Regions from separate parts of the Homo sapiens genome. Here region 2 is linked to region 1. The links are chromatin loops, found by intact Hi-C in ENCODE. Cell type or tissue: CD4-positive, alpha-beta T cell. All regions are shown on one strand. Links, peaks and the distances in the headings refer to the core of each region. The heading gives the core; the rest is flanking DNA. Region 1 overlaps NHSL2 (NHS like 2). Region 2 overlaps NHSL2 (NHS like 2).

Region 1 (16,011 bases), core at 6,834-11,833:
GCCAACATAGGCAATGCTCTGAGCCTCAATTTCCTCATCTGCAAAATGAGAGCAATAACACAGGGTTATGACAGGGTTATTCTGAGCATCAAATGAAGTTTTTGTTACCTTTAAAGCACTGTACAAATGTGCACTGCTAAAATCCATTCCTTCATTCAACAAATAAGTGTCTACTACATGCCAGGCATGAGGCCAGGCCTGAGATTACAGTGGTCATCAAAACAGACAGGGTTCCTGCTGGCACCCTGAGCTTTCAGGTCACAGGGGTAGACATATTAGCCAAAGATCTCCTCATCCGAGGTCCAAGCAGAAGGGAGATGCAGTAGGGCTGCTCTTTTAAAAAGCTGACTGTGGCTGCTTCGTAGAGCCAGAGGGCAGGAGAGGGGGCTGGGAGGCCACTTAGGAGACTTCTGCCTGCAATAGTGGCTTGGTCTAGGGTGGTGGCAGTGCTGATGGTAAGAAATGGCCAGATTCTGGACAGATTTGGTAAGTAGAATCAACGGAACTTGGTGACGGACTAACTTTTGGGAGTGAGGAAGAGGCAAGGAGATATTTTAGCTAACTGTGTCCCCAGGACTTGGGCCACTGGAGCCCATAAAGCCAATCCCAAGGCTGGTGAGGTACAATGTATGGAGGGTCCATTTCTCCTTATCTCGCCTCTGTAGAGCAGTATGATGTCAGTCCTTCAGTCCAGAAATCAGCTTGCTAGACTTAATCTGAAAAAAGCATTTAGTACTTAAAAATTGTATAGGATAATATATGGCATTCTAGCTTTATGTTGAACGCAGAATTCCTCTTAAAGGTAAATTGTTTGCTTCCAATTTTTAAGTTGTTTTAAAATTGACAAATGTAATTATTTGTACATATACATGGGGTATACAGATAATGTATAGTGATCAGATCAGGGTAATTAGCATACCCATTATCTCAAACATTTATCATTTCTTTGTGTTGGGAACATTCAGTATCCTCCTTCTAGCTATTTGAAACTATATATTATCATTTGGGTTTTTTAATTCTTTCTTCTTTTAGAGACTGGGTCTCACTGTGTTGCCCAGGCTGGACTCAAACTCCTGGGCTCACGCGATCGTCCTGCCTCAGCCTCCCGAGTAGCTGGGACTACAAGCACATGCCACCATGCCTAGAAATGATACGTGATTTTTAACTATAGTCATCCTGCAATGGCATAGAACACTAGAACTTTTTCCTCCTCCCCAGCTGTAATTTTGTATAATTTAACAAATCTCTTCCTAGCCCTCCAATTTTTGAATGGGATATTACTTTAAAAATAGCTGAGTTACCATTAACTTAGGATGCTGAAAACGTTCTTCAGTCTAGGTGATCTCTTCTGGGACCAACATATGTTCTTTGAATTGGATTCCTTTCAAACCTTGGGCCCAGTAGTTTTTGTACCAACAGGTTGGAAGAGAAGAGGGCCCAAAAGGGGAAGAAATGGGAAGGGCCACAGACAAACTTAAGTTTCATAACAGTTAACCACACTTAACCGCAGTTAACTATGCTTTACAGCTTCCAGGGGAATTTCACATATATCATTTGTTGTCATATTCTGCAAATTCAGGACCATGGCTGTCTCCTGACTCCCCGTCCAGTGTTCCTGCTACTGATTGCACTGCCAGGTTCTTAACTTTTTGGGGGAGAAGGGGGAGGGGAAGGTCTCTCTGTGATAAACAAAAAAGTTCCAACAGACATTCAAAACCCTTCTTTATTCTAAAGAATTTATTCCATTTGCATTGAGAAGGAGTGTAAAAGAAAATTTGGTATTTTCCCACACCACTTGTCCCCTACACACATCAACAGGTCTTTCATTTCTCAGTTCTTGCAGACCCACCCTTCGGAAGCTATTATCTGCTTGACAGTCTGCTGAGACCTCTTGTCTTTCTTCCTCTCTCAATTAAACTCTAAGGACTGAGGTTCCCATCTGCCCTGGAGCAAACACATCTCTTGTTATACCTGTTTTCCAGAAGCTGGAGAGCTTTTTTCCTTTCTCCAACCGCTATAGTTCTCTTTTCAAAACACTTAAACCCTCTTAGTGATTTTTAACTGCAGGTGGCAATTAAATTGGTTTCCCAAACATGGACCAAACCTTCTCTCCAGTGCCTCCTGCATTTACCCTGCCTCCACCCACCCTTGAACCAGGAAAGAAAAAAACACACAGACACAATTTACTGAGTTATTGTCCTCTCTTCTGTGTAGCCCTCTCTTAACATGAATGTGGCAAAATTGCTAGGAAGAAATGGTAGGATGTATTTCCACTAGGTAGGTCTCTTTCTCCACAGCGGCCATCTTTGATTATTGTGTCTGGAATCGAGCAGTACCCAACCAACATGGTGCCCTTCCTCAGGCTCTTCCTTGGCGGGAAGACAGAGGCAGCAGTTGAGCAAGGGGAGCCAACAGAAGTGGAATGGCTCCTCATTCATAGACCCTTGTGGGTTTTGAAGGAGAGAGGAAAGAGAAGGTTTGGAAAGAATAGGACAGAAAGGGAGGAATAAGAAAGAGGAAGTTGGCCGGGCGCGGTGGCTCACGCCTGTAATCCCAGCACTTTGGGAAGCCGAGACGGGTGGATCACGAGGTCAGGAGACCGAGACCATCCTGGCTAACACGGTGAAACCCCGTCTCTACTAAAAATACAAAAAAATTAGCCGGGCGTGGTGGCGGGCGCCTGTAGTCCCAGCTACTCAGCTGGCTGAGGCAGGAGAATGGCGTGAACCCGGGAGACGGAGCTTGCAGTGAGCGAAGATTGCGCCACTGCACCCCAGCCTGGGTGACAGAGCAAGACTCCGTCTCAAAAAAAAAAAAAAAAGAAAGAGAGAAGAAGTTGAAAGGGGTGTTTACAAGTGGAGGAATAGAAATAAAGCTATGAATTGAATAATAGAAACTCTGATTTTTAAAATTTTATTTTATTTATTTTTTATTTTAATAGTTTTATGTTACGTAAACCATTATATGTTATTTTTAAATATATGAAAATAAATATATTTAATGGTTTGTTATTGTAAAATGACACGTTTGTTGTTAAAATTTCAAATAGTACTGGAGAGTTTCAAGTGAAACATACATGTCAAAATCATCTAGAATAACAGTTACTTGTGTGTCCTTGCAAACTTATTCCGTGCATATATAAGCATCTGTGTGCTTTTGATACACAAATGAGATCATACAATACATACTGGCCCATTCCTTGCCCATTTTTTTCAACTTACCAATAACTCTGCAGTTTTCTAGTTTCTACTCAAAGAGATATCCTTCATTCTTCTTAATGGCTGCATATCATCCCCTTGTGTAGATGCACCATGATGTGTGGAACCCATCCCTTGTTAATGGACATTTAGGTAAAATAGAAAGTCTAGCACCACACTATCCAATAGAAATATAATGTGGGCCACAAATGCCAGCCACTTATGGAATTTTGAATTTTGTCTTAGTAGCTACATTCCCCTCCCCAGCTGATTTGAAATGCCACCTTTATTATATCCTAAATGCTCATATATACATAAGTTTGTTTTGAACTATTTTATTTCATTCATCTATTTGCCAATTTTGGCACCAGTATCCCCTTGTGTAGGAATTTTTTTTTTTTTTTTTTTTTTGAGACGGAGTCTCACTCTGTCACCCAGGCTGGAGTGCAGTGGTGCATTCTCGGCTCACTGCAACCTCTGCCTCCCGGGTTCAAGCAATTCTCCTGCCTCAGCCTCCTGAGTAGCTGGGATTACAGGCCCCCACCACCACACCTGGCTAATTTTTTATTTGTATTTTTAGTAGAGATGGGATTTCACCATATTGGTCAGGCTGGTCTCAAACTCCTGACCGCATGATCCACCCACCTCAGCCTCCCAAAGTGCTGGGATTGCAGGCGTGAGCCGCCACGCCGGCCACCAGTATCCCCATTTCTAGTAGCCACATTTAAAAAGTAAAAAGAAAAAGGTGAAATTAATTTTAATAATATATTTAATTTACTCCAATATATCAAAAATAGTGTCTTACAATGTAATCAAATATTAAAAATTATTAATGGGATACTTTACATTCTTTGTTTCATATTCAGTCTTTGAAATCTGGTGTATGTTTTACACATCCAGCACATTTCAGTTCAGACTGCCAATTTCAAGAGCTTAAGAGCCACATGTGGCTTCTGGCTACCGTATTGAACAGTGGAAGTTGAGCAGGCAGAGAGATTCAAAATGTCACCTGAGCTGTGTGTCTCTGTGGTTGGTAGGAATGGATTAGAAGGTCAGACATTGAGGACAAAATCCTCAACTTCACCACTCAAGGCAACTCATGAAGCTTCTCAGGGTCTTGGTTTGTGGACTCCAATAAATTCAACGTATGCTGGTTGAGTGCAGACCAGAACAGCCGAGCCAAGTACAGTCAGGCCTCGCTTCACAATGGGGATACGCTACGAGAGAAATGCGTCATTAGGTGATTTCCTCATTGTGCAAACATCATAGAGTGTACTTACACAGACCTAGATAGTGTAGCCTGCTGCACACCTAGGCTATATGGTACAGCCTATGGCTCCAAGGCTACAAACCCATACAGCACGTGACTGTGCTGAATACTACAGGCAGTTGTAACACGATGGTACTTATCTGTGTATCTAAACATAACTAAACCTAGAAAAGATAGAGCAAAACTATGGTATCATCTAATGGGGCCACTGTCATATATGCAGTTGTCATATATGCAGTCCATTAAGCAGGGGTCCTCAACCCCTGGGCCATGGACCCGTACCAGTCCATGACCTGTTAAGAACTGGGTCACACAGCAGGAGGTGAGTGGCAGGCGGGCGAGCATTACCGCCTGAGCTCCACCTCCTGTCAGATCAGCAGCGGCATTAGATTCTCATAGGAGCAGGAACCCTACTGTGAGCTGTGCATGTGAGGGATCTCAATTACTTGCTCCTTATAAGAATCTAACTAATGCCTGATGATCTGAGGTGGAACAGTTTCATCCTGAATCCATGCCCCCACCCAAGTCCGTGGAGAAATTGTCTTCCACAAAACCAGTCCCTAGTGCCAAAAAGGTTGGGGACTGCTGTGTTAACTTACATGCCATTATGTGGCATATTGCTGTACAAATGGCCCTGGCCTTTCCACAAGCCGTAGCATGGCCACAGAGATATAGAAAGAGCCTGAGTGCTCACGAGGTGATTATCTGAGGTCTGTCACAGGTTCCCCTTTCTTTGCTTTCAGAGGCATCTCTGTTCACAGCGTCTCATCACACTCAAAACCCAATGCCTGTTTCCTTTTTTTTTTTTTTTTCAAAAGCAGAGTGTGTGGCAACGGGGCTCTGAGGAAATCCCTACCACTGTGGTTGGGGAGGGTGTGGTGTGAAGAACCCACATTGTGGCTTACTCAACTGTGAGATCTTAACTCTGTGGCCCCAGAGCCACTGTGCTCCTGGGCGGCAGTGGTGACAGCCATGGCGGCACAGCTTAGAGCCTGGAATGGTAAGCATGGGCTCAATTGCATCCTGCAAGAAGACTCGCATCAGGGTTTGAGCTCGGGGTTTGGTGTCTGGGTGGGTGTCGGCAGAATGGGAGGAGGCAGGTGGCTGGAGAGCACTGGGGACAGGTGGAGCAGCCAGTTTTGCCCTGGCCTGAGTCAGGCCAGGTTTGGGAAGCATTTGGACTCCACAGCAGGCTTGGGTGCTCGGCCCCTGGATTGACAGGAAGCTGAGAAATGTGATTATCTCCCACGGGACAACATGCTGTCCCCAAACAAAGGTGGCGGTCGCATGCCCACTGCCTAAGTTCTAAACGAGCCCTCCCCCAGCCTTTTCTCCCCAAGCTGGCCAGCTACAAGACCCAACCCCATGGTGGAGCCGAGGGTTCAGAGCAGCTAGGCACAGGAGAAAGGAATTTCCTCCTGTGGCTGCCTGGGAGGGAGCTCTTTTTCATCGGCCCCACCTGCCAGCTTCCCCATTACCAGGCCGAGGAGTGGAACACCAGCATTCCTTTTCCCTTCCTACTGCTGCCTCCTCCAGCCCTGCAGCCTAGAAACTCTCAGTGGTATCAGACTCCTGAAGCACCAGGCAACAGCCCAGCTTCTTTCTGCTTGGTCACACAAGCTGTGGCCTCCCAAATCATGCCTGGGCTAGGAAGACAGAGCAGTGTCACAGGAAATCTAAGTCCCATGCACATGGTGATCTCACCCCAGCCTCTACTGCTTCAGCCCCCTCCTGAGGCTGGCCAAAGCGTAGAAGCCCTGCTGATTAAGCCTCTTCCCTGAATGTTGGCAGCCTAGGCTCTGCACTAACTTAGCACCTAGTGCAGAGCCTGTCACGTGCATGGGAGCTACCCAGTAGCATTCTCTTGGACGGATAAATGCATGGGTGAATTAACATGCTTTGGATATTGTCTTTGTTGTACCTCCTCAGGGCTCCCAAAGCCTTAAAACTAGAACTTGTCACCTCATCACTTTAGAACCTTCTATTTGCAGGCATCTATGCACCTGCTGATCTCTCCCACTAAGAAAAGGTGACAAGAGAAACCAGCCAGGGGATTCCTGAGGGTAGTCTAGGAGTCTCGAAGCCTTGCAGTGGTCTTCCAGGCTGAATCATCCTACCTCGAGAACCAAGAGCATGAGAGTTGGCATCAGACAGACTTAGTTCAAGTCTCAACCCTGCTATTTCCTGTATATATAATCTTAGTCAAAAGTCATTTCACCACTCTTAAGATTTAGTACTCTACTCTGTAAAATGGGGCTAAAAATACCTACCCAGCATTATGGTGAGGAATAAATGAGAAAATGTGTTAGGTTGAATCCTATGAAACTGTCCAAAGCATTTAAATGCCAGCAAATTTGTATGGTTCAACCTAATATATAAAGTAGCCTTTATAAACTATAAAGTATAATAAATAGCCCTATATAAGTATTCATTATTCTTAACAGATATAATTTGTAAGTCACAGAATATTGTTTCTTGCAGTATTAGTAATCCCTTTCATCAGAATACAGGTCAAACTAACAGAAGAAGCCACTTATCTGACAATCGTGGGCTGCAGGCATTTCCTGGAGCATTTTGGCCTGGGAAATAGGGAGCAGGTATTTTTAGGAAACTAGACTGGTTCATGGAAAGCAATGGAGGTGAACACCAGGGTGACTCGTGACAGCTCCTACCTGGAAATGATTAACCCGCAAAAGCACAGTAGGAGTTGGCACATTCTCTTGCCCCAGATGGGAGTACCCACTCCCTAGCTCCAGTAGCAAAGCAGAGGCTGCCTAGGACAAACATTCCTTCCCGGGGGACAGAGCCAAAGGGTCCTAGGCCAGCAGACATCTGGAGGAAACTAAAAACAGCTTCTTGCCAACTTTTCCCTCCCTAGTGGCAGCTATCAAGCCCAGGTAGCTCCTCTTGACCTAGCAAAGTCCCACGCCTGGGAAAGCTTGGATTTGGAACTGATAGCTGCAGTGGCCACAGTGGAGGGAGTGGGGGAAGGTTCTCACCATATTATGCATCGCTCCCTCAATCCCAATCCTAGATGTAAAGGTCACTGGGATTTCAGGCCAGAGGGGACTGGGAAGAGTCCAGAGAAGTGCCCACAGATTTGCTCTGCCTCCGTTGCTGGCACCCCAGGCCAAGGACTACTGAAGCACTAAACAAACAGTTATAAACTTCCTAAGCAGTGTTTCTCACCGAGGGCATCATGGCCCTTGTGGGTAAGACAATTCTTCATTGTACAGGACAGTCCCATGCATTGCAGAACATTTAGAATCTGGTAGCAAGGTAAGAGTAGAGCTGGATGAGTCCCAGGTCCAAGGTTCAGGAGAAGGATCCAAGCAGAGTAGTGGCCTCTTCACAGCTCCAAATGGCACCTTGGTGAAGGCATCTTCAACTAGATGCTCTACAACTAGCTTGATGGCTGTGCACTACCCCATGAGCCAACTGACTGGGTAATCTTGGTTGGGCCATCAGAAACATGTAAATTCACTCAGACAGGGCCTGGGACTTGAGAGGAGAAAAGCCAGAGAAGATACCCTCCCAGGGCTGCCCATGGGCAGGCAGTGCTCTGCACAGCTCTTAGCCCCAAGCCCTGGCCAGCCTGTGGCAGAAGGTCCATGTGGAGAGTGAGGCCGACTTGACCCAGTGCCCGAGTACCAGTTTCCAGCATCAGCCAGGATGGATGTGGGATGCGTGACATTCATTCAGGGAAGTGTGAATATCCAATTTGAGCTACAATGTGGACTCCCCATAGCACAGAAGTGCTTGACCAGGAGTTCATTTACTTAAATGAGAAAAAAATTATAACTTTGTCTTCATTAACCTGTAATTGAAAGTTAGCTTTCCTTCCATTATGAACACAGGCCACACATCACAGTGGCATTAGCCTGTGACTTTGTCTCGAACAGGAGCCACAGATGTTTTTATATCTCATTACTGCTGCTGCAGGTGCCTTAAATTACTGTCCCATTCACGACTACTTCAAAATCATGGCAGTCACTGGACCCGCCACTAGCTCATGTTACTTAATGTGTTAATAACGAAATGCATATTACTATGTTGCAAATTTTAAGACATATATAGATAACTTTAAATGCAATTGACTTCCTTTGTAATCCTATGTATTTTATTTTGTGCTTGTAGAAACATTCCAAGTAGAGGCCCATAAGTTTCATTAGGCTCCTGATGGAGTCCAAGCCATTAAACTGTTAAGAAATCCTGGATTAGAGGGTTGTCAGGAAATCGGCCTCATTTGAGTCAACAAGGAAGGCCTTGAGTATGAAGATAAGGAGCATGGGCATGTGTTCTGCTCACATTGAGGGGATGCTAAAGGTTTCTGAGCAGGAGGTTGCCCAAGGTGACGCTGAGGTCTCCAGCCTGGGATTCATTAACAGAAATACAGAAGTCAGGAGGAAGAGTGGATTAGGATAGCAGGAGAGGTTCTATTTTAAGTATATTAAATTTGAGACTAAAAAAGTGGGTATCCAGGTGAAGATGTCCACCAGGCTCTGAGAAATGCAAGTGGGCAGACTGGGAGAGTGGCTGTGGCAACAGGAAAGAGTTGAGGATCATCCTCTGAGATGATCTTGGGGCGTTTGGAGTGATTGTGCTCAACAAGGAAGAAAAGGCAGGGAGAGAAAAGAGGCCAAGGCAGGGAATTGTCATAGGCTGGCATCTCCAAGAAACAGATTTGGAGATATTGATTTGCCTGCAAAAGGTTTGTTGGGAACTGCCTTCTAGAACAGCACCTGTGAGGGAGCAGGATCGGTCAGAGACAGGAGTTCACCTGCAGTGTGGGCACACTGGAGACCTCAGTTGATAACATGGGAAGCTCTGGAGCTGAGATGCTCTTCAGATGGCCCCAGTTGAGGCCAGGCAGCTGGGCCTTTCTTCCCCCACCTCCCACCCCACCCCATCTATTAACGAGATCTTGGATGCAGGCTGCCCCCCAGGAAAGGGGTTGTTACCTTGGAGAAGAGACTCAACCGTGAGCCATGGACCAACACCTCTGGTAGCTGGGGGACTGAGTGCCTTGGTCCTGAATGGGGGATCAAGCAGCTCAAGGTCTGGTGTTCTAGTCACTCAGGAAATGCAACTGGCTCCCTCCCACCCTGCAGGCCTCTGGGCAAGTCCCTCCCTGCAGCCCAAAGCCAGGTATAGGAGTCCCAGGGACAGGGAGTCAGGACCTAAAAGGAATTTGAGTCCTTGATGCCTGTAATTCAGAGTCCTCAGTCTTTCCCCCAACCTCTCTCACTTGGGGCTAAGATAAGTGGGATGAGGTAGGCGGAAGTTGGAGGGAACCGTGCCGTTGTCATCTTCTGCACAGTTTGTTTATAAGAGGTTACCAAACTAAGCAAATCAGCCACCATGGAAACAGTCTCTGTGGCTTTCACATCCCTCCCTTCCTTCTGGGGTGACCTGCATCTCAAAGAGGGATGTCACCACAGTTGAGGTTACAGGTCTGCTCACAAGGCCTGTGAGCTACCCAGGAAATGCAATACTGTTATAGCCACCAGGTGAAAGAAGGTTGGGCTTCATTTTTAAAGAGAGAAATATAAAAACTTGACTTTCGATTTTGACGTTCATGTCCTTACGCCAAAAAATCAAACCAAATAGCAACTGAACTGACTACGTGTAATTTCCCCCAAACCTTTGAAATTTACAGTAGCTCTAGGAAACTTGAATCCATGAGGCCGGGCGCGGTGGCTCACGCCTGTAATCCCAGCACTTTGGGAGGCTGAGGCGGGCAGATCATGAGGTCAGGAGATCGAGACCATCCTGGCTAGCACAGTGAAACCCCGTCTCTACTAAAAATACAAAACATTAGCCGGGCGAGGTGGCGGGTGCCTGTAGTCCCAGCTACTCAGGAGGCTGAGGCAGGAGAATGGCGTGAACCCCGGGGGGGCAGAGCCTGCAGTGAGCCGAGATCGCGCCACTGCACTCCAGCCTGGGCGACAGCAAGACTCTGTCTAAAAAAAAAAAAGAAACTTGAATTCATTCATTCATTCCCTCATTACACACACACACACACACACACATACACACACAAAGGTTCTGAGTTTGCAAGATGATAGGCTGAAAGACCAAGTGTGGCCTGAAGTTCAGGTTTTTTTGTTCTGCATGGTTTAAAAAACGAATTTTCCACACTCAGAAGTGCAGCTTAAAAATAAATAAACAAATACCATCTCATGCCAGTTAGAATGGCGATCATTAAAAAGTCAGGAAACAACAGATGCTGGGGAGGATGTGGAGAAATAGGAATGCATTTACACTGTTGGTGGGAGTGTAAATTAGTTCAACCATTGTGGAAGACAGTGTGGCGATTCCTCAGGGATCTAGAACTAGAAATACCATTTGACCCAGCCATCCCATTACTGGGTATATACCCAGAGGATTATAAATCATGCTACTATAAAGACACACACACAGATATGTTTATTGTGGCACTATTCACAATAGCAGACTTGAAACCAACCCAAATATCCATCAATGATAGACTGGATTAAGAAAATGTGGCACATACACACTATGGAATACTGTGCAGCCATAAAAACAAATGAGTTCATGTCCTTTGCAGGGACATGGATGAGGCTGGAAATCATCATTCTCAGCAAACTATCACAAGGACAGAAAACCAAACACTGCATGTTCTCACACATAGGTGGGAGTTGAACAACGAGAACACATGGACACAGGAAGGGGGAACATCACACACCGGGGCTTGTCGGGGGGTGGGGGCTGGGGGAGGGATAGCATTAGGAGAAATACCTAATGTAAATGACGAGTTGATGGGTGCAGCAAACCAACATGGCACATGTGTACCTATGTAACAAACCTGCACATTGCACACATGTACCCTAGAACTCAGAGTATAATAAAAAATAAATAAATAAAATTTTTTAAAAGGCCGGGCGCGGTGGCTCATGCCTGTAATCCTAGCACTTTGGGAGGCCGAGGTGGGTGGATCACGAGGTCAGGAGATGGAGACCATCCTGGCTAACACGGTGAAACCCCGTCTCTACTAAAAATACAAAAAAATTAAATAAATAAATAAATAAATAAACAATAAATAAATAATGTAAGTTAGTTCCCAATGCACTTTCTTAAAAAATCTTAAGATCTGGTCCCAATGGATGAATCAGCTAATACTAAGGGGTTTGGCCCCCTTGTGGGTAGGCAGGGAGTTCCACGGTTCACGGCAGGGCCCATTTAGCCTGCTTCTCTCTTTGGTGTTACCTGCCTGGGCCCTGCCAGTGTTTGTGCTCATGAGCCCTTGATTTGGCTAAGCTGGGTGCTGAGGTTACACAATGATAGATGATGTCATTGCTCTGCTCTGCTGTCTCCTCTGCCCTCAGGGCTCACCATCTCGTGGGGAGGACGACTCATGTGCACCAACAGACAGAAGACAGAGTCCCGGGGGGGTGTTGGAGGAAGGAACAACCCATGAGGAAAAGCGAAGTTGGGACAATGTCATAGAGACTCTAGGAGCAAGGGTAGACTTCTACTAGGTGGAAAAGAGGGCAGGGGTGGGAGAACGGCATTCTAGAGCAAAGGAACAATTCAGCTGATGAATGGTGCTCCTAAAGGAAGTGGCGCATGTGAAGCGGAGAAGAGGCAGGGGCCAGAATGGGAAGACCCTGTCAGCCAGCCTGAGGAACTGGCATTTTATCCTGATGGTTTTGAGGCAGAGGGAAGAGCTGATATGACTTGTGTGTGTCTAGAAGATGACTCTCTTGGCCCCGTGGAGGCTGGATCGTAAGAGAGCAAGATCTGAGGGAGGAAGAGCAGCAGGTAGGAGGTTCTTGTAATTGTTTAGGTGAGAAGTAACAGGGCTTTGATTTGGAGAGGTGCCAGTGAGTGGGAGAAGGAACAGATTTGAGAGGGAGTTAGGAGGTCAGATTGACAGGTCTTGGTGATTCCTCAAGGTGGAAAGTAAAAACCGGGACCCAGTGGCACAGTGGTGTGCAGTGTTATCCTAGCCATGGCAGTAGCTGCCCTTTGTTAAGGGTTCTGGAGCATTTGCAGTACTTGCCCTTACATTAACTCACCCCAGCCTCAAAGTCAAAGACACCAAACTTCTGCCTGTCCACAGGCTTCGTGCAGCACTTCCTAGGTGCCAGGCTGAAGTGTTGCCTTCACATTCACTCACTGCGTCATCACAACTTCCCTAGGAAGTAGTTACTATTCTTACGTCATTTTACAGATGAGGAAACAGAGGCCCATAGAGGCAACGTGAATCTCCCAGGGTCACACAGCTGATAAGCGACAGAGCCAGGATTTGAACCCACATCGTCTGCTCCAGAGCCTTCGCTCTGCTGCCTGGGGGCGGGACCAGAAGAGTGGTCACTGAGCACAGAGACCTTCTGCACACAGAGCAGCCTGAGCAAACTGCAGCAGGCTAGTAGTGTGTGCATCCCACACATTTCTCCAGTGAGCATCTAGACGTGAAATCCCGAGGCCTTGGATGGGCTTTCTAGTTCCAGAAATTTGAGGACATGCGGGTCCGGCAGGGAAGAAGGAAACGCTGAGCCCAGGTTGCCGGCACTGTAGGCAGTGAAGGAGAGCAGTCAGGTCACACCACACAGTTCCCTTCCCCGCCCCAGACCATAGACCCTCCAACAGCTTTCAGGTATGTCGAGCATCAAACCCCAATTCCTGACCGCAGCCCATAAGACTCTGAAGTAATATGGCCCCTGACCACCTCTGTGACATCTTTTCTTGCCATGCTCCCCTCATACATCGCACATACACTGGCTCCTTTCAGTCATCCTTTTCCACCCCAGGGCCTTTGCATTTGCTGTTTCCCCTGCCAAGTGTGCTCTTTTTCTCTTTGTGCGGCTGGTTCCTTCTTATCATTCAGATCTCCTCTGCTTTAGTGTGAACTCCGTGAGGGCATGGACTGTGTCTGTCCTGTTCACTGTTGTATTCCCCAAGCTTATGGGCCCAGTACACAGAAAGGGCTAAGTATTTGTTGAATGAATGAGCTATTTTGGTACCTGCTGTGTGTCAGGCACTTTACAAACATTAATTCGTTTAATCTTCAAAACAACCCTGTGAATTAAGTGTGATTGTTATTCCCATTTTATAGATGAGGCACTGGGAGGTGACTTGACTTGCCCAAGGTCACAGGGCTTAGGAAGAAACAGAGCTGGAACTGGAACTTGACTCTTGACTTATGCTGGCCCCCCTAAACACATTGCTCCAAAGTGTGCATTCAGGCAGGTTTTGTTGTTGTTTGTTTGTTTGTTTGGGAGACAGAGTCTCATACTGTCGCCTGGGATTGAGTGCAATGGCGCGATCTCGGCTCACTGCAACCTCCGCCTCCCAGGTTCAAGCCATTCTCCTGCCTCAGCCTCCCAAGAAGCTGGGATTACAGGTGGCACCACCATGCCTGGCTAATTTTTGTATTTTTAGTAGAGACGGGGTTTCACTATGTTGGCCAGGCTGGTCTCGAACTCCTGACCTCATGATCCGCCCGCCTCAGCCTCCCAAAGTGCTGGGATTACAGGCATGAGCCACCTCACCTGGCCCAGGCAGGGTCTTCATTGAGAAAGGCTGGGGCTCTGTCCTTCCGTGTGCTGCTTTATATGGCTAACTTAAACTTCCCCAGAAAGGAATTGAAGCAATTCTGGTGGCCTCTCAGCTGGGGTTGTTAAACACCCTGGTTGTTCCACCTTTTCATTCTTATTTATTAAAAACTCCACAGAGTTAGAGAAGTTCTTCAGAAAGCAAAGCAGAGTTCTCTGCTCAATGAGAAAGTCACCCCATTCCAGTAGGAGATGCAGCCAAAACCCACAGGACGGGGCATCACCCCAAGGATGCCGGGAACAGAGGGGTGAAGTGCTTTTCTCTGGTCCCATATTTTCTCCACCAGCTTCTTAGTTGCCTAGATCCTTGCTGCTCAAAGTGAGGTATGAAGACCAGCAGCAGCAGCAGCATCACCTACGAGAGTGTTAAGAAATACAGAATCTCAGCACACACACCCCCGCTCCACCTACTGCGACAGAACCCGCGTTTTAACAACATCCCCAGGGGATTTGGTGATTCATGTGCAAAAAAAGTTTGAGAAGCACTGGCCTAGAAGACAGCCTCTGAGAATGACCTCCTCATCACCAGACTGGGAGCTCCCTAAGGACAGGGACTGTATCTCGTTGTGTCCTCAAGGTCCCCTGCACAGTACCAGCCACCTAGTAGGTACTCAGTCGTGTTTCTTGAATGAGTAAATTTATGAAGGAATCTAGTCACATACAGCCAGCTTAGGCACAGATAGAATCATTTACTATGCATGTTTGCAACCCTTTCCCCTGCCGTGACCCCCTCCAGCAAGCTTTCCAACAAAGAAACCCAACCCCAGCCCCGGGACACTCCTTCTAGCCTGTGGTCTCAAGAGGGAGGCCCAGCAACAGGGAGTTGGTTTCTGTAGGCCCTAGACTTTGGACAGGACGCTGAACGGCTTGTCCCCTCCTTGTTTCTTCCATCCTCCCACCTAAAAAAAAAAAAAAAAAAAAAAAAAAAACCCAAAGAGGAACTTCTAAGGTGCCCACACTGTTTATTGCTCTCTTTACTGAGGCCATGGCCTCCTCAGCACACACGGCCACCACAGTCCCTTTCCCACATCTCAAATGGCCCCCTGGAAATTCGAGTTCCTCCCAAAGTGCAGAAGGTGCTGTCAGGTGCTGGCTACCAAGCCCTTGCTGCATGTGGAACCAAAATAAACCCCTGTTGATATGGAAACGGGTTGAATTATTTTAAGAAAAAAAAATTGCTCCTTCATTAAATCGCGTTGTTATGGCAACCGGAATTAGGAAAGTAACTTGGCCATGGAGGTTATGTGCAATGTTTTGGGACTGAGAATTTTCAGAATAGTGGAAAACAGTTTGTGAGTGCATCTCCCTGCCCCGGACTCTGCCTGGAAGAGGAGGATGAAGGCCAGTTGAGCATCTGGCCGGCCACCCTACCTGGGTGGACTTGTGCAGGGTGGCTGGGGGCTGCTCTCAGGGGCCGAGCCTGCAGTGATGCAGGCTGAGGCCATAAAGGTTTATGTGGGAAAGACAGCTAACTGGGCGGAGGATGTCCGGACCAGAGGTCCACCACTGTCTGGGTGTGCAAGTAGTCCTCCACTCTGCTGCAAAAAGAGTGTCCCAAATTCCTGGAATTAAAGAGAGGTGGGAGGCTCAAATAATAATAATAGCTACTCTTTATTGCGTCTTTACTGTGAGCCAGGCACTGCACTAAGAAGTACTGGACACACTCATAGCAACCCAGTGAGACATTATTATTATCTCAGTTTTGCAAATATAGACTGAGTCTTAGCTCAGTGAAGAGACTTGTCCAAAGTCCCACAGTAAGTAAGTATAAGGTAAATTAAAGAATTGCAGCCATAGCAGCAGCAGCAGTAGCAGTTCTGTAGTAGCATTTTAGCAGCAGGGAGGGGCTACACAACCCCTTGACATACTCACACTCAGTCCTCCTCAGAAGCAGGAGTGGATACTTGCAAAGACAGTAGGTTGAAGTGAGATTCACTCATTTATTCATTCAACATGCATTTAA
Region 2 (16,011 bases), core at 4,205-9,204, 56 kb before region 1:
TGGAAGATGTGGGCCTATATTGTGTGCCCGGTGCATTGTAGGTGCTTTGTTGAATAAATAAATGAAGGAAGGAATGAACCAGGTGTAGACATGTAATTTAAGGTTCTCCCACACCCAAGTCAGGTAGCTTTCCTGTTCAGAAGTTTTTGGTTACCCTCTCACTCCCCACACATCTGTTCTGTGCCAGGCCTGGACTAGGTATGTAGGGTGGCGAGGCAAAGAGAGAGGGGAGTGGGACTCAGTCCTGCCGCTGAGGTTCCCACAATTGATGTGGGGAAGATGGGCATGGCCACACACAGCTGCAATGCGCTGTTTCCTGACTTTTGTGAGTCTCAACTCCTGCAGACCTGCTACCTCTTTCTACAGCCAACTTACTAGCACTTCCTTTACTACCCTAAAATGAAACTCCTAGAAAATATAACCCATGCACACACATAATTTCACCCTGAAGACACTGCTTGAGGTCTCTGCAAATTGAACTAGGTTAAACTTTGGACATCAGTATCAATCACATGCTAAATGTTATTAATGATATTATTAATATTAATATATATTGCTTATTGAGAATGTCCTGTGTTGCCAGGTACTTTCTACATATTGTTTTAATCTTTGTACTAACTCCATGAGGTAGACAATGTTACCATCCCCATTTTACACACAAGGAAAGAGAGGTAATGAAAAGTTTCCTTAGGAAATTGCCTGAAGCCACACAGTAAATGGCTGAGCCGGGATTCGACCCCAAGCACTCTAGCCTCAAACCCGTACTCTTTCCATGATACTTTGCTCCCTCAGAAACAGCTTCTTTAGTACAGACCCTTTTCTTAGGGGCTGCCATGCATCAAAATACCCTGAGACCTCCTCTTGGCCGATGTGGTCCCTGTCCCTCTTGAGCCACACATGTTGATTATTCTGGCAAATATTTACCCTCCATTTTACCTGGGTTCTACTTTCCTGAGCCCTTGTTTTTCCCCCTCTCCAGGCAACTGGAAATTCAAGTTTTAGGTAGGCTATTTCTTAGACAGGAGTGGAGATTCTGCAAGTACTAAATAAACTGACCAAGCCACGAGGAAACCGGCTGAGTCCTACGTGAGAACATGAAGGTGTGGGTTTGTTCTGCCAAAGTTTATTGGACTCCCCTTTATGTCATACACTCCCTGTGTTATATTGGGGATACAGAAATAAATGAAGCTTGGTCCCTGTCCTGAAAGCTACCAGGCTAGTTGAGAGGACGGTGGGGAGTTATTTTCAGAGGGACATGGCCAGTGCTGTGGTCACGGGAGAGAAGAGGATGGAGCTGAGGAAACACAGGTCAATGTTAAGCCCAGCAGACTAGAACCCAAGGCAGGATTACTGGCACAGTGGGCAAAGCGAGTGCAAATCAGGAACCTAAAGAAGTGGAAGCAGATGTTCAGGGCCAATATGGCTACAGTGGAGGACATTGTGGCTTTTTGGATTCTTGCTTGCTTGGGGCTCACTTGAGACAACCAGATTTAGGGCAGCTGACTGAATCCAGATTCCACCCAATTTTTGGAATTCTTCCCCCTAATCAAGTGGCAGGGAAGGTCCTGCTCCTAAACAAGAACTTACAACCACTTCAGCATGAGCATCAACCAGTATCCTTGTCAGGTGGCCCCCATTCCTCTACATTCCTGGATGGTTTGGGATCCCACAGAACTCTAATGATTACATAAGAAGAGTGGCCCGCTCTCTCCGGTCCATGCCTCCAAGATGACAAAGAAAAGAAGGAACAACAGTCATGCCAAAAAGGGCCGCGGCCACGTGCAGCCTATTCGCTGCACTAACTGTGTCCGATGCGTGCCCACAGACAAGGCCATTAAGAAATTCGTCATTCGAAACATAGTGGAGGCCGCAGCAGTCAGGGACATTTCTGAAGTGAGCGTCTTCGATGCCTATGTGCTTCCCAAGCTGTATGTGAAGCTACATTACTGTGTGAGTTGTGCAATTCACAGCAAAGTAGTCAGGAATCGATCTCGTGAAGCCTGCAAGGACCGAACACCCCCACCCCGATTTAGACCTGCGGGTGCTGCCCCACGTCCCCCACCAAAGCCCATGTAAGGAGCTGAGTTCTTAAAGACTGAAGACAGGCTATTCTCTGGAGAAAAATAAAATGGAAATTGTACTTAAAAAAAAAAAAAAAGAAGAGTGGCCCAAGGTAATTTTCTAACTGATGTGGCACTGGCTGCATAGCATGCTAGAAGCCCCCACGTGGAGCTATCTGGCCATCAGGGTCCAAGCTGACACTGGGAAGAGGAGCTGGAGACAACTAAGACCCAGCAGCCTTCCCAGCATCTAGCACACATAACAGCCCAAGTCAGGGCATGAGAAGCAGTCTGAATACAATGTCAAGAGTCACAGGGGTGTGGGAAACACTCAAGGCAGGTCTGCTACAGATGACTGTACTTGGGGAGTGCAGGGGAGCAGGGTGAAATAGCAGTCCTGGGCATACAATGGGAGGGATTAGCAGAGTCCCAGCAATGAGGGAAGGAGGGGCTGGCAGGAGCCAGACAGACCAGCGTGGCTCCCCAGCTGCCAGCTGAGGCTCAGGACTAGGTGCCAGGTCCCTTGTGGTGGGGTTGCTGGAGAGACCAAGGATGTTGGCCCGACACACAGTGGCCAGTCAGGAAAACCAGCCCCTCGTGGCAGGGGTGGAGGGGTGGTGGGAGGTGGGAGGCCCCCGTGGCCTCTGGGGCTCAGCTTGCTTCCAGGCTCAGAGGCATCACCCAGGGCAGCATACACTATTTGCAGTCCCCCTCTTATACCACTTTCTGAGGAGGGAACCCCCCAGTCCCCGGTCAGACTGGATTCACTCTGATTCCAGAGCAGGGCCAGTTGAGCAGGAAGAAGGGCTTTGACCTTCCCTGCTTACGGAGACAGGCCTTGGCCAGGCAGAGACTGACATATAAATAGCTTTTTATTCACTCAGAGCTTTAAGATGACCATGTGTGCCTTTTCGTATTGTGTACAGACCGCATACCTATGGCCCGCACAATTTGCATTTGTGCAGGGATATGGCAACAGTAAAAGTCTGCCAAACTGCTTTCATTTTTCTGATATGACTGAGAACTTCCCAGTGCCAAGGGCCCAAATGGGAACTCCCCCAGTTTTCTTAAGCTCCCTTCATAGACAGGTATAAACACCTAAACAGAGCTGCAGACAACCCCCACTCCCTCACCCTCATTCAGGGAGACAGTATCATGTTCATGGCCAATGAAAATCAAGACTGTCTCATGGAAACAGAGGGGCTCACCCGCATTGGTCCTGGGATGTTGCTAAGCACTTTCATTGGTCTGTTTCCCCGAATTCCCTAGGTCCTGCATTTCTAACCTTTTAAGGTTTGGAGTTTCTTTGCTCCTAGGCCGGCCCACAACCTCGTCTGATAGGTAAAGGACAGAATCTCTTAGACAACACCAGGCAACCTGTCTTCCCAGAAAAGTACTAAATGGCACTAGACTCTAAAATTCATCCCTAAAATTCTAAGAGCCATAAGGCAGCTCCATATACTGAGTAGAGGCATTGACCAGGCCAAGGGCTGCAAGTGGCAGACAGCTTGTGCTTCCCAGTTCCTGCATCTTTAAAACAAAGAGAAAAATACTCCTTGTACCTCCTGAGGGCTGATATGAGAGCAAACTAACTAATCAGAGTGATCACGATGCACTTTGCCAATATAAAAGTGAGCCGGCAGTGCTCATTATCGCTAAGGAATCTAGCCCATTTCCTCCTCTTCCTGTGGTTACTAATGCAGAAGGCTTATTAAAGTTGAGAGTCTGGTGGTGCTGATAAATGGGCCATGCCATCTGGATTCTGGCTCCCAAGTCCTAGACTGAGGATTATGCTCTCTTCCCTGGGGACATTTCAAGGACGGACACTGCAGAGAAAGGTTTCAGGGATCACCTTTGCCATGTGTTTCTGGTTCTCGGTGTCTTTACATTGCTGGCAAAGCACCTTTTGCTGGCCCAGAGCAAGATTCAGATGGAGCAGATAAATGAGTTGCCGCTGTGCTGCACTGGGCTGGTTTCTCTTGTAAGTCTTTTTTCATTTAAGCCCCCAAACAACATTATTAATTTGGTATTGTTATTAGTAACAACAGAGTTGTGCAGATGGAAAGACTGAGATTCAGAGAGGTTAAGTGACATCTCCAAAGTCACAAAGCTAATAAGTGGCAGAGCCGGAATTAAAACTTAGGTTTGTTTAACTCAAAATGCACTGTGATGAGCACACACAATAGCTGTCATTCACCTTGAAGGTGGTGAAGTTAAAACATGGTTGCACCCTTATTTCCCCTCCCAGCACCCCCACCCCTGGCCACAACATACACATCTCACTTCATCATCCTCTTCAGCCACCATCCTGAAACCATACCTAGAAGCCTAGTGCCCTCAGCTTTCCCCAAAGGGTCTCCACACTCATGCTCTCCTTACCTGTATTTGAGTTTTTATTTCTCAGTGGTTGTTGTGGCAAGGAGGCAAGGGAAAAGGGAGCTATTACCTATTGTGTTTCCCAGTTTTGCAGACTTTGCTCAGTAAACTGTTCCACGGAGGCCATCGACATTGGAGGCTGACTTACTATGTTCCCATTCTCAGGGACTTTGTCTTCTCACAGGGAGCAATGGCTATGGCCCAGGAATGAAGCTTTCCAATAGTGGAAGTTTAGGCAACAGCCACTGGGTGACAGAGAAGACACTCTGGAATCTTTCTCTTGCTCCCCCAAATCCTATCTGCCTATACTGAGACTGGTCCTGACTGTGAAATTTTTAGCTCAATAGTTGTCTCCCTAAATTGGGTTCCAGGGAGTCCATATGCAAATGTTTCCTGATGAGAACCATCAGGAGATTTCTCCCAAACATTGTGAGGCCCAGAGTGCTGGGCTGGGTATAGAGAAGGGTGGCCTCATGCTATGGTACAGCATTGTGCCAAGGCCAGCTCCTAGGGCTAGCAGCCTTTGAGACTGCCCAGTCAGTTCAGATCAGTGGAGCAAGTCTAAATAGGGCAAAGAGGAGGCAAGATGGGAAGCCAAGAGTGTCAGGAGGTAAGGGTTGCCAACTCCACTAAGCAGAGGGATGTACTCTGAGGGCTCCAGGAGCCAGCCAGGCAGTGGCCAGAAGCCTTCTTGGTAGGGCCTCCATCCTGAGACAAACCTTGGTTCCACAGATAGCTAACCCAGACCTGTCTGTCCACACTGGTTCAGTGCCATTAAGAGTTCACTGCCCTTAACTGTGCCTTTCACACTCATGATGATAACAATAATAATAATAATAATAATAATAATAATAATAATAAAGCAACATTTTGAGTGCCTACTATATGGCAGGCATTACACTAAACATTTATTGGATTAACTCACTCAGTCCTCACAATAACCCCATAAGGTAGATACTATTTTCTCCCCCTAATAAAGATGAGGAAGCTTTTTCCTAATTCTCCTATGCATCCGAGGAGGCATGGAGAGATTAAGTGAGGTTCCCACACTTGGGTTCAAGGAAAAGGTGGTTATTAGGAAGGAATGGGAGCCAGAGTGCGTGTGGGTAGGGGTAGCCTTTAGAAAAGTTGAAGGACATGTTGTCACGAAGGGGAAGATGCAGATAACTTTATTGTTTGGGGAAAAGTGACAGAGCTCCTGTCCAATGGCCACCACTTTCTCGGAATTCAAGAGGCTGCATTCTCCTGCTTGAGAAAAGGTGACATAATGCCACTGGGGTCCTGAGGAGAGTGCTGATGCTCTATCCCCACTGTTTGCATGTGTCCCAGCCCAGCAGACTCAAAAACTCTCTCTGGGATGCTGGAGTTGGGGTTAGAGGGCATTTCTCCTCCATGGTGACAGGAGAAATGTTGTCAATATTTCCTGTAGGCAACACCAGGGCGGGGCAGCAGCTTGTTTCTGGCTTCAGGCTTCTTGGACTTTACTCGACCTGTTTCAGGAAGGTAGAAAAGCGTGTGCCTCCCTGTCTGAAGCAGTCGAAATGTTCCTGATTAGAACACAGAGTCTTTGCACACAGAATAATATTCAAGGCCAGGCACAGTGGCTCATGCTTGTAATGTCAGCTACTCAGGAGGCTGAGACAGGAGGATTTCTAGAGGCCAGGAGTTCAAAGTTATAGTGAGTTATGCTTGCCCCTGTCTGTAAAAATGAGGAAGAAGGAGGAGAAGAAGGAGGAGAAGAAGAAGAAGAAGAAGAAGAAGAGGAAGAGGAAGAGGAAGAGGAAGAGGAAGAAGAAGAAGAAGAGGAGCAGGAGGAGGAGGAGGAGGGGAGGAGGAGGAGGAGGATTCAAAATTCACCTGAGAACTTGTTGCTGTCTGTTGGCTTCTTGCCAGGGAAGGCCCTGCTGTGATCCAGGGCAAAGTGGACTGGCAGGGGCTATGAAGCAGGGATGGCAGCCAGAGTGATAACAGAGTGCTCCCAGCAGGTGGCGAGGGGCTGCAGAATGATGAGAGACTAGAAAGAACCTGGTGGCCCAGAATGCGGATCTGGGGGCCAGGGCCTCGGTGTGTGGTTCTGCAGGTTGTGCCCTGCGCAAGCTCACCCAAGTGAGTGGGGACAATCCAATAGTCAAGACCTTTATCCTGGGGCCACTTTTTCCTAATTCTCTCAAAGGCATTGCAGCTCTCCAAGCTGTACATCTAGCAGGAGGAGGCACCTTATGAATTCCCAGTGCCCGGAGTGGGTGAGACTCCCCCCAATTCCCTTCTTTATTCTCTCTGGTGTCCATTTTGCTTCCCCAAACCCCCTCATACCTGTTCCTACTCATGAGATTTTCATGTTTTAGGGGCATGTCTTGCCTAAGCCTCCTGACTCTTTATTCTTCCTGGAGCCTCACTCCTCTATAACTCCATCACCCTTTTACTGCCAGTGTCTCAATCCAGGCCCCCGGTTCTTACCTCAGGCAATGATAGAAATTATCTAGAAAACATTGTGAGTGCCTGCTTTGGCACACCTGAAATCTGGTCACTTAAGCAATCAAGATGAGGAAGAGCTGGGAACGCTCAAGGCTCCTCCCATCCACCTCGTGTCACTCACTGTTCCCTTTCACTTACACATGTTTACTGAGCATCTAGTATGTATCAAACACTGTTCAAGGCTTTGGTGACACAACAATTCACAAAACAAGCATAAATAAATCCTCTAGCTATAACTAGCTTCTAGTTGTAGTTATAGTTCTGGTTTTGGTAGGTTATGTTCCCTTCGATTTCACCATTCTTCTCTCTTGGTCTGATGCCCTGAAAACCCTCCTCCTCTCTCTCCCTCCAGAAGGCCTCGTGGTACTTAGACACCCTGCAGGGATGAACTGTTTCTCACATGGGGAACATATGTGTAAATTTTGCTCTCCAAGTGCCTTTGCATCCGGGTCTGGCAAGAGTTCCAAATCATTGTTCTCCACCTTGGATCCACTTTCGTGTACTATTTATTGTTTTTTTGACTGACAGCCAGCAAAGGCGGGTAGGGGCAAGGGTGGCAATGAGCCCAGGCTCTGAAACATAGCATTTATTAGGAGCTGTGGGGTCATTTTTCCTGTTATTTTTCTTGATTGTGGCTGTGTTGTCCTTCAGTAAGTGTCTGTAGGCTTCTATTTGCTAGATGAGGTAGTGGCCGGCTCTGTCTCTTTCATTCCTCCCCTTTTTTCCTTTTTTCTTTTTTGCTTAAAAAACACTAAGGAAAAATGTCAGAAGATAATGTAGCAAATGCCTATGATAAACATGCATATGAACCACCCAAAATGAACAAATGTTAACATTTGCGTCATGTTTGCCAGCAACTTTTTCTAGCAAAAGAAAACATTACAGTCCAGGCCTGGTGGCTCATGCCTATAATCCCAGCACTTTGGGAGCCTGAGGTGAGTGGATCACTTGAGGTGAGGAGTTTGAAACCAGCCTGGCCAATATAGCGAAACCCTGTCTCTACTAAAATACAAAAGTTAGGTGTGGTGTCACACGCCTGTAATCCCAGCTACTCAGGAGGCTGAGGCAGGAGAATTGCTTGAACCCGGGAGGCAGAGATTGCAGTGAGCTGAGGTTGCGTCACTGTACTCCAGCCTGGGTGACAGAGCAAGACTCCATCTATCAAAAAAAAAAAAACAAAACAAAAACCAAACCAAACCAAAACCACGTTACAGATGCCACCGACGTCCCTGCATTCTCCTCCTCAGTCCTATTTTTTATTGTCTGGGCTGTGATGCAAATCCAGGCTATGTTTATGCATCCATAAATGGTATGTACTATTTGGTTTTGCACTTTTAAAATTTGTCATAAGTGCTATTATACTACATGAAGTAACTCTAAAATGTGCTTTCTTCACTCAGTGTTATGTTTTTTGGTATCTGTCCCTTTTACACCCATAGATGTAGTTTGTTCATGTTAACTGCTATATAGTATTCCATCAGATGAATAATAAAATTGATTTCTTAATCCACTACTGATAGACACTTAGATTATTTCTATTTTTTACCATTACCAACTATGTTACAATGAACATTCTTGTAGATATTTCCCCATGCATGTACAGAAATTTTCAGTTGTATGTACCTAGAAAGAAGTCAAATTGCTGAGTTGAGGGGTATCTGTAGATATTGCAAAATCGCTCTTTCAGATGGCTATACCGATGCACAGTTCTGCCAGAAATATCTGAGAGAATCTGTTTCTCTACAGCCCCATCAACATTTCACCCTAGGCCCTCCCACTCTGTTCTCACAGTGACCGAGTTTCCTAGACACTGTCATACCAGGTGATCATCTCCTATCCAGCCCTCCTTCCTCTTGCTTCTCCTACCTCACTGCCAGATCAACCCTATTTAAGGTTTCCTTCTCCACAACATGTTCCCGATCTACTCCTCTGGCTGGAATTTAAGGCCCTCCACAGATGGATCCAGGCAACCTTTCCAACATCATCTCCTGCTGCCTGCCCTCAGCACACACTCAGGAAGTCTTTGGTTCCTCCAGATTCTTCCACTTGCGGGTCTCTCTCCAACATGTCCCCACCTGTTGCCTGCACACCTCTGGTCCTGCCACCATTCTCTACACCTAGTCTCAGTGTTCACTTCCACCTAGGAAAACCTCATTCATTTCTCACAACTTGCCTCAATGACAGCTTTCTTGGAAGCCTCTCCAGATAACTCCAGGCAGAGTCCCCCTCTCAGCTCCCACTGTACTTTATATAGCATTTATTTCTCTATTATAGTATTTATCCCAGCAGCTTATACAAATCAGACATAAAGCCTCTTGACTCTTTTGCTTGGAAAGTAAGTGTAACCAAAATGGATCTCGTTTTCCTTTGTTGCTTAGAATTCCTTCAACAAACTAAACAAATGTGTATTACATACCTACTCTGCACTAGGTGCTGAGTGGTGGCTGAGCCAGATGAGGCTCCTGGCTTTGTGGCACTTCCAATGTGATGGGGTGAAGGGTGACATGCGTGGTTATCATCCTCTGAGAAAGTTGCCCTCCTCAGTCCTCCGAGGCACACCTGTCTGACTGGATGCTCAATTCCTAGTTTCTGTCCCCAGTGCCTGGCACCAACTAGGGGCCTCAGGGCGAGCTTGCTTGCATGGCAGGTCGGGCATTAAAAGTCTTGGACAGTTGAAGGAGGAGAACCATATTTCAGATAAGTCACAGAGGTGCCAAGAGGCCAGGAGCCTGTGACCTTCAGGCCAACCGCCCTGGGAGTTGCCTGGGAGGCCACATGATTTCTGGAACAAGGCAAAGGGTCTCAACTGAAAGAGATGGGCTTGGGGATGAGGGAGGAGATGGAGTAAGGACCTGGCTACATTGCAGTCCTCCCCATTCCTTCCTCTTCCAGTCCAGCTTCCCCCATGTCCCTCTCATTCCTCCAGGAGCACACGACACTCTCGCCTGGTCTATCCAACTTAGGCTGACCACCCTGGTGGTTTTTAAATGAGTCATCTTCCTGTGTTTGGGAAGGGAAGACCCCCTCCAGGTTGCAAATGAAAAGGGTAGGTGGGGGCCTCTCCTGAGCCATCCCTCTCTCCACCCCTTTCTTCACCCTCTGCTCCCCCCAGCCCCTCTGTAGACATTCTCTGGCCAAGCTGCTAACAGAAAAGGAGGATTTTCTGTGTTACTAATATGTTAACGGTGCAGCTGTGACTCAGCCCTCATGCCCTCTGTAGAAGGAGGCTTGATTTCCATTTGCAAAAGGCAATAGGGATCTGATGAGAGTCTTTCCTGTGTGGAAACATTTCCTGCTCTTGCCCAGTCGGATTGGCACCTTATTTAAACAGCCATAACAATACATCCTAAATTGGGTAAGGGAAATGGAAAACAATGTTGAGAAGAACATAATGACCAGAATTGAATGTGAGCCTTGCCTCGTTAGGATTTGAGTGCAGCAAACCAGGAATTAGGAGCCTTCTCTCTGGTCTAATCAGCTGCTTCACCCCGCGCACCCCAGGCTTCTCAGCCATTTCTTCTGAGAAGTTAGGGGGCCCATCCTCTCACTGGATTCTTGCGACAGTCGCCTGACCAGTTTGCCTGTCTCCATTCTCTCCACCTCCAATCTTCTCCATTCTGGGGACAGGACGCTCCATAACTCCTTATGACCTCTGGCACAGTTTCCTAGAACTGTGTAAACTCCACCACACTAATTGAAATGCCTTCAAGAGGTACAGATGAACTTTTCTTTTTACTTGAATGCTTGCATATTTATTTTTCTATATATGAGAGAAAAGTATAACCAGCATACCTGTGAAATCCATGATTTCACAGAGATATTATTGCTGAGAATGAGGCTGAAGTTCAGAATCGTAGACTGGCAGAACAGAAAAGGGCCCGAGGGATCATCTCGCCATGCACATGTCTTTGCCTTCAGTTCCAATTTTTGTATGCTGTCTGACTACATCTCTGCGTGCTGACCTCCTACCCAACCTTCAAAGCCCATCTCAAAAGCTGCTTCTTTCATAAGTTACATGTTGTCTCTCCCAATAGACTGGGAACTGTTTGTAATACGCTCCTCATTTTGGGGTCCACTCCTCCACCCCCATCTCATTCCCAGCACATAATTGGCCTCAAGCAATGTTTGTGGAAGAAATTAATACTCCTACCATCTACAGCAACACAGAATAAGTCTGCTTCTCCTTCCCAGAACCTGAGCTTGGGATAGACACTCACAGCGAGCTCCTTGGTGGGGTCTCAAAGAGAGTGGGTGAGTTCCTTGAAGGCTGCTTGGAACCAAGGACTCCACCTAAGGACTTGGCCATCATGAAGAGAACCTCACAACTCTTCAACAAGGCCTCACTGAACACCTGCTTACTCTGGGCCAGCTCTGCTGTAGGTGCCAGGGATACTCCATAGCCCTCTCTTCCAAGGAGATGCTGCAACGCTTTCTCTGCCATACTCCTCTGTCTACACTGTGTGGGTGGGAAGTAGAGCCTTCCTGCTTGCATATGTCAATGACAGGTTCCAGTACTATTTTGACAGGTTGTTCCAAAATGATTGCTTTTTGATTGGTGCAGTAAGCTTTAGGAAACCCCCCAATCTCCACTCCCATCTCTCCAGTGCAATAAGCAGAACATTTTCAAACTCTTCCCTGGGCCACTTTAGCTGTTGTCTGAGCTGATCCGCATTCTGTCGTTCTTAATAGCTTCCCTTTCAGAGAATGACATGCTCTTCTGGACTCTTTCTCTCTCTTCTGAAATAGAGTTGGTTTTTTCTTGATTAGAAAAGTAAAATATGTGTGTCTGTTTACTTATTGGTAAAGAGTTTGTTACTTAAAGCTCTTTATATAGTAAAGATATTAACCCTTTTCTGTCCTATGCTGCAAATATCTTTTTCTTTCCCAATTTGCTATTTTCTCTTTGATTTTTGGTTTGTTGTGCTTTGGGATGTGCTAACATTTTTTTAAATGATGCTGCCAAATATGTTGACATTTTCCTTTGTGATTTTAATGCTTAGAAAGTCTTGCCTCCTCCCAGACCAAATAAATACTCATCTATATTCTCCCCAAGTGGCGAGGATGACATTCATCGACCTCACCCCATTTGAGTTCTTTTGGGATCCCCTTTTCTAGCCTCCATGATGCCCCTCCCCCTGCAGTTAGCACAATTTTTCTTCAGTTGAGGCACAAAGCAGTCATTAGGCTGGAGCTTTAAATATGCTAATGAGATCACCCTTTCCCCCGTCACTCTTTCAGCCCCTTTGTAAAAGGACAGCTTGGGGTGGATCCCTTTGCCTGTTGTCCCGTCTCCCGCTTCCTAACCCCCTTCTTTAGCAAGCGGGGAGAGAAAGAGAAAAAGGAAAGTGCTAACTAACTTCAAGTATTGGAGGCTACCTAGATGTCACTCCATTTCCAGTGTACACTTTTCACCTCTCCTCAGCAACTACATTTTCAGTTAGGTCCGAATCCAGAGCTCCCAGTTAATGGAAAGTCCCTGCGCATCTAAACACTCAGACTTGAGCAAAGTCACGCAGCCAACAGCCCGAGTTCCCCAGCAACCGCCAGGCCGGGCTTGCTGCATCTTCTCCATCACTGGCACGGTTGCCATGGGAACGCGAGCGCTAAATTACTTTGCGTGTTTGGAAGCTGAAGACCTCAGCTTTGACGCATGTAGCCCAGAAATCGATTGACCTCCAATTAGGTTTTTGTTGTTTTCTTGAGGCATCTTTCTGTTTGTGTCTTGCCTATGCCTCTTGAGGACTGTGTTGGAGGGAGATCTGAGCATTTAGCTTAATTTTTGTAAAAAATTATTTCCACCTTGACTTATTCCAAAAAGGGTTTAAGGTGGCTTATAAGATACATCCTATACTTGGAGAGAACCTAAATTAGATGTAAGGGAGGAAGATGAGGCAGAGAGAAAACAAGGGTAACTTGTGAAGAAGTCGTGATAGAAAGTGAATTTCAGGAAGTCCCCTCTTGATAAATGTGGGTCCCAAATTTGACTTTAACCTTTCATGGCAGATAACAAAAAGGGAGGTATGATCAGTTATAAGATTCATAGATAAAAGCAAATCAACTGCTTAACAGAAACGCAAATGTTCCGAACCTTGAGACTAAAAATCTACTTCTTTACTGGAGATTCTAAAAAAGATGTCACCTTTTTAGTCCTATCACCTAGCATATTACTTGAACAGATGAAAGCATATTCTAACCTTGGTAGGTGGTTTCTTTTATCAAAACTTTCCACTTTTGTTATTGTTGTTGTTAAATAAGTAAATTGCTTTTTTTGTAATGGCAAAATAGAAAAAAATCGTGTAAATAACCATGGAATACTATGCAGCCTTTAAAATTTTTTACGGAATTATTACCACCTAGATTTGGCCACCATTAACCCTTTTTTTAAAAGCGGACATTTTCCCATGTAAATCAGTACCTCCTTTCTGCAGGACAGTTGGGCAATATGTTTCAAAAGGCCTAAAAATGTATACATCCTTTGATGTGGCAATTCTACTCTTAGAAATGCATACTAAGGGAATAATCAAACGAGTGCTAGAGATGCATGTACAAAGATGTGCATCAAAACATTGGTTATGATGTAAAGAGAAAGGGAGAAAATTCTGTGTTCCCTACAGTAGGTGACTGGTTATGTAAACTATGGAGCATCCATATAGTGGGGCATTATGCAGCTGTTGAAAACAAAGATGGAAGTGTCTATTTACCAACAGGCCTCCTAGACTATATCAAGCCTCACCAATATACTCTCTCAGCACCCTGTACCCTTTATTCATTGCAGTTGTTATTGCTTCATAATATATGTATTTGTGTGCTTATTTAACGTCTGCGCACACACACACACACACACACACACACGCTCACACACAGACTGGCATGTCCATGAGGATGGAAACTAAGCCTGTTTTACTCCTTATTGGTATCCCAAGTACCTTGGTATGTAATAGATAATAAATATTATATTTGTTGACCAATGGACTGGCTGAAGAAATGAATGAAAAATCAAGGCCACCAGGCATTCAATTCTTCAATTTCCCTCCCATCCATCCCAGACTTCCCTCAATCTCCAGCTGAGCCATCAGTGCTGCCTACAAATACTTTTACTTTTGTCTGGTCTCTATGGCAGCTGCTTTACGCCTTCCCTGGCTCTTGAGGCCGGACTACCTACCATCTCCTACTTTTAGACGATGATATCATCTCTTACTTCCCAGAGAAATTGGGAGCCAGCAAGTATGGAGTCCTTCAGTGCCCTTCCCTACCAGGGCCTGATTCTGTGAACTTCAGACACCAGGAGGCCATTGGGAACCCAGGCTGGAGCACGTTGGGTAGATTGCTAGAAGGCAAAGCCAGACATCCCTGCCCACTTCTCTCTGTGAACCTCTCTCTCTAGCAATCCCCTTTCTTTCTGCCATCAAGCCTCTTGAAAAGGTACTTTATTTTCTGCCTCCCATTCATTCTGTCCTTGTTTGCATTCAAGGGCACAGTTAAGTATACTGTTGTGCACACCATTATCTATCCATGCAAGGTCCTTAAATTTTTTTATCTTATTTTTCCTTTCATCTCTAATCTCCACTCCCAGTTCCTCTTTAATGGTTTGATACATGCTGTTGGAAATGTCTTTGAAAATTACATAGTGTTTTCTGTGTTTATGTGCTTTTAATTTACATAAATAGTATTGATCCATAGATCATATTCTGTTTCTTTTTTCCCTCAACCCTCTGTTTTGAGGCCTTTCGGTGCTGCTATGTGCACATCTCGTTGATCACTTCTGTCTGACTTGGCACTCATCCACCACATTTTACTTCTCCCTTCCTCTGAGACTGTACATCTTGGTTCTGCCAACTGTCCATGACCACAAATAATGCTGCAATGAACCTTCCTCGACTTGCTCCTAGGGACCTGGGCAAGAATTTCTCTAAACCAGAGATTTTCAGAGTACAATTCACAGACCCCTCAGAGTTTCTGAGACTCTTTTGGAGGATGCTCAAGGTCAGAGCTGTTTCTACGATAACACTAGGACACTATTTGCCTTTTTCATGAGGTTGATTTTTGCACCATTTGCAAAACTGTTGCCACCTTAGTGTGAATCAAGGCAGTGGCACCAGCCTGTACTAGCAGTCATTGTATTTTGTATTTTTCACCACTACATACTCAGAAAAAGGGGGGAAAAGCCACCAATCTTACTGAAAAGTAGCTTAGATAAAGCAGTAAGAAATGGCAATTTTTATTAAATCTCAAGCCTGGAGTTGATGTCTTTTTAATATCCTGTGTGATGAAACAGGAAGAACACAGAAAGCACTTCTGCTGCATGCTGAGTGAGATGGTTGTCTAGAGAAGAGCACTGTGCAATTGTTTGAGGTGTGAGCTCAACAGGCCTCCTTTTTCCTGGAACGTCATTTTCACTTGAAAGAACAATTGACAGGTAAACTATGGTTAGTCAGACTTGAGTATTTGGTGGACATTTTTCTCAAAGATGAACAAAATGAGCCTGTTGCTTCAAGGAAAACAGCTCACAGTATTTGTTACCAAAGATAAAACTTGAACTTTCAAGTGAAAAACAGAATTTTAGAAAACTTGTTTCTGGCACCAGGGGCTTGACAGCTTCCCAGTTCTTTTTTTTTAAATTGTTATTAATTTTTTTTGAGATGGAGTCTCACTCTGTCACCAGGCTGGAGTGCAGTGATGCAATCTCGGCTCACTGCAACCTCCGCCTTCCCGATTCAAGCGATTCTCCTGCCTCAGCGTCCCGAGTAGCTGGGATTACAGGCACGCGCCACCACGCCCAGCTAATTTTTGTATTTTTCATAGAGACGGGGTTTCCCCTTGTTGGCCAGGATGGTCTCGATCTATTGACCTCATGATCCACCCATCTCGGCATCCCAAAGTGCTGGGATTATAGGCGTGAGCCACCGTGCCCGGCCAGCTTCCCAGTTCTTAAAGGCTTTCTCTGCCTGCCCCTTAACTCTTTATGATCTGTTAGGATTCTCCAGTTCCTTGTCCAGAAAATCCTCATTGTAAAGGACACCAGGATTGCTACCTGACCTGGCTTGCTAAGGCCCTATGCATGAGAGTGGACACTGTCTTTGTCCATCACATTGCAGGAGTG

Evidence for each region. Peaks named below come from ENCODE experiments on the same cell type or tissue, not always from the same donor. Only the 100,000 strongest peaks of a DNase experiment are listed, where the experiment ranks them.
Region 2: a loop joins it to region 1, with 2.7 times the contacts of the local background. A loop is called at or near these places in 5 of 110 quality-filtered maps.

What each region holds. Positions count from the first base shown.
Region 1 is chrX:72,095,776-72,111,786 of GRCh38, forward strand. The region is part of intron 1 of NHSL2 (NHS like 2); the gene reads left to right. Among named protein-coding and RNA genes, the nearest start is that of RTL5, 28 kb to the right of the region's middle. RefSeq lists a silencer at 5,342-5,461. In CD4-positive, alpha-beta T cell, for the core only: no CTCF peak of the experiment used is centred there; DNase peaks (open chromatin) are centred at 9,866 and 11,746; H3K4me3 peaks cover 1,333 bases; H3K27ac peaks cover 1,818 bases.
Region 2 is chrX:72,042,817-72,058,827 of GRCh38, forward strand. All of the region lies in intron 1 of NHSL2 (NHS like 2), which reads left to right. It also overlaps the pseudogene RPS26P11. Among named protein-coding and RNA genes, the nearest start is that of RTL5, 81 kb to the right of the region's middle. In CD4-positive, alpha-beta T cell, for the core only: no CTCF peak of the experiment used is centred there; a DNase peak (open chromatin) is centred at 6,405.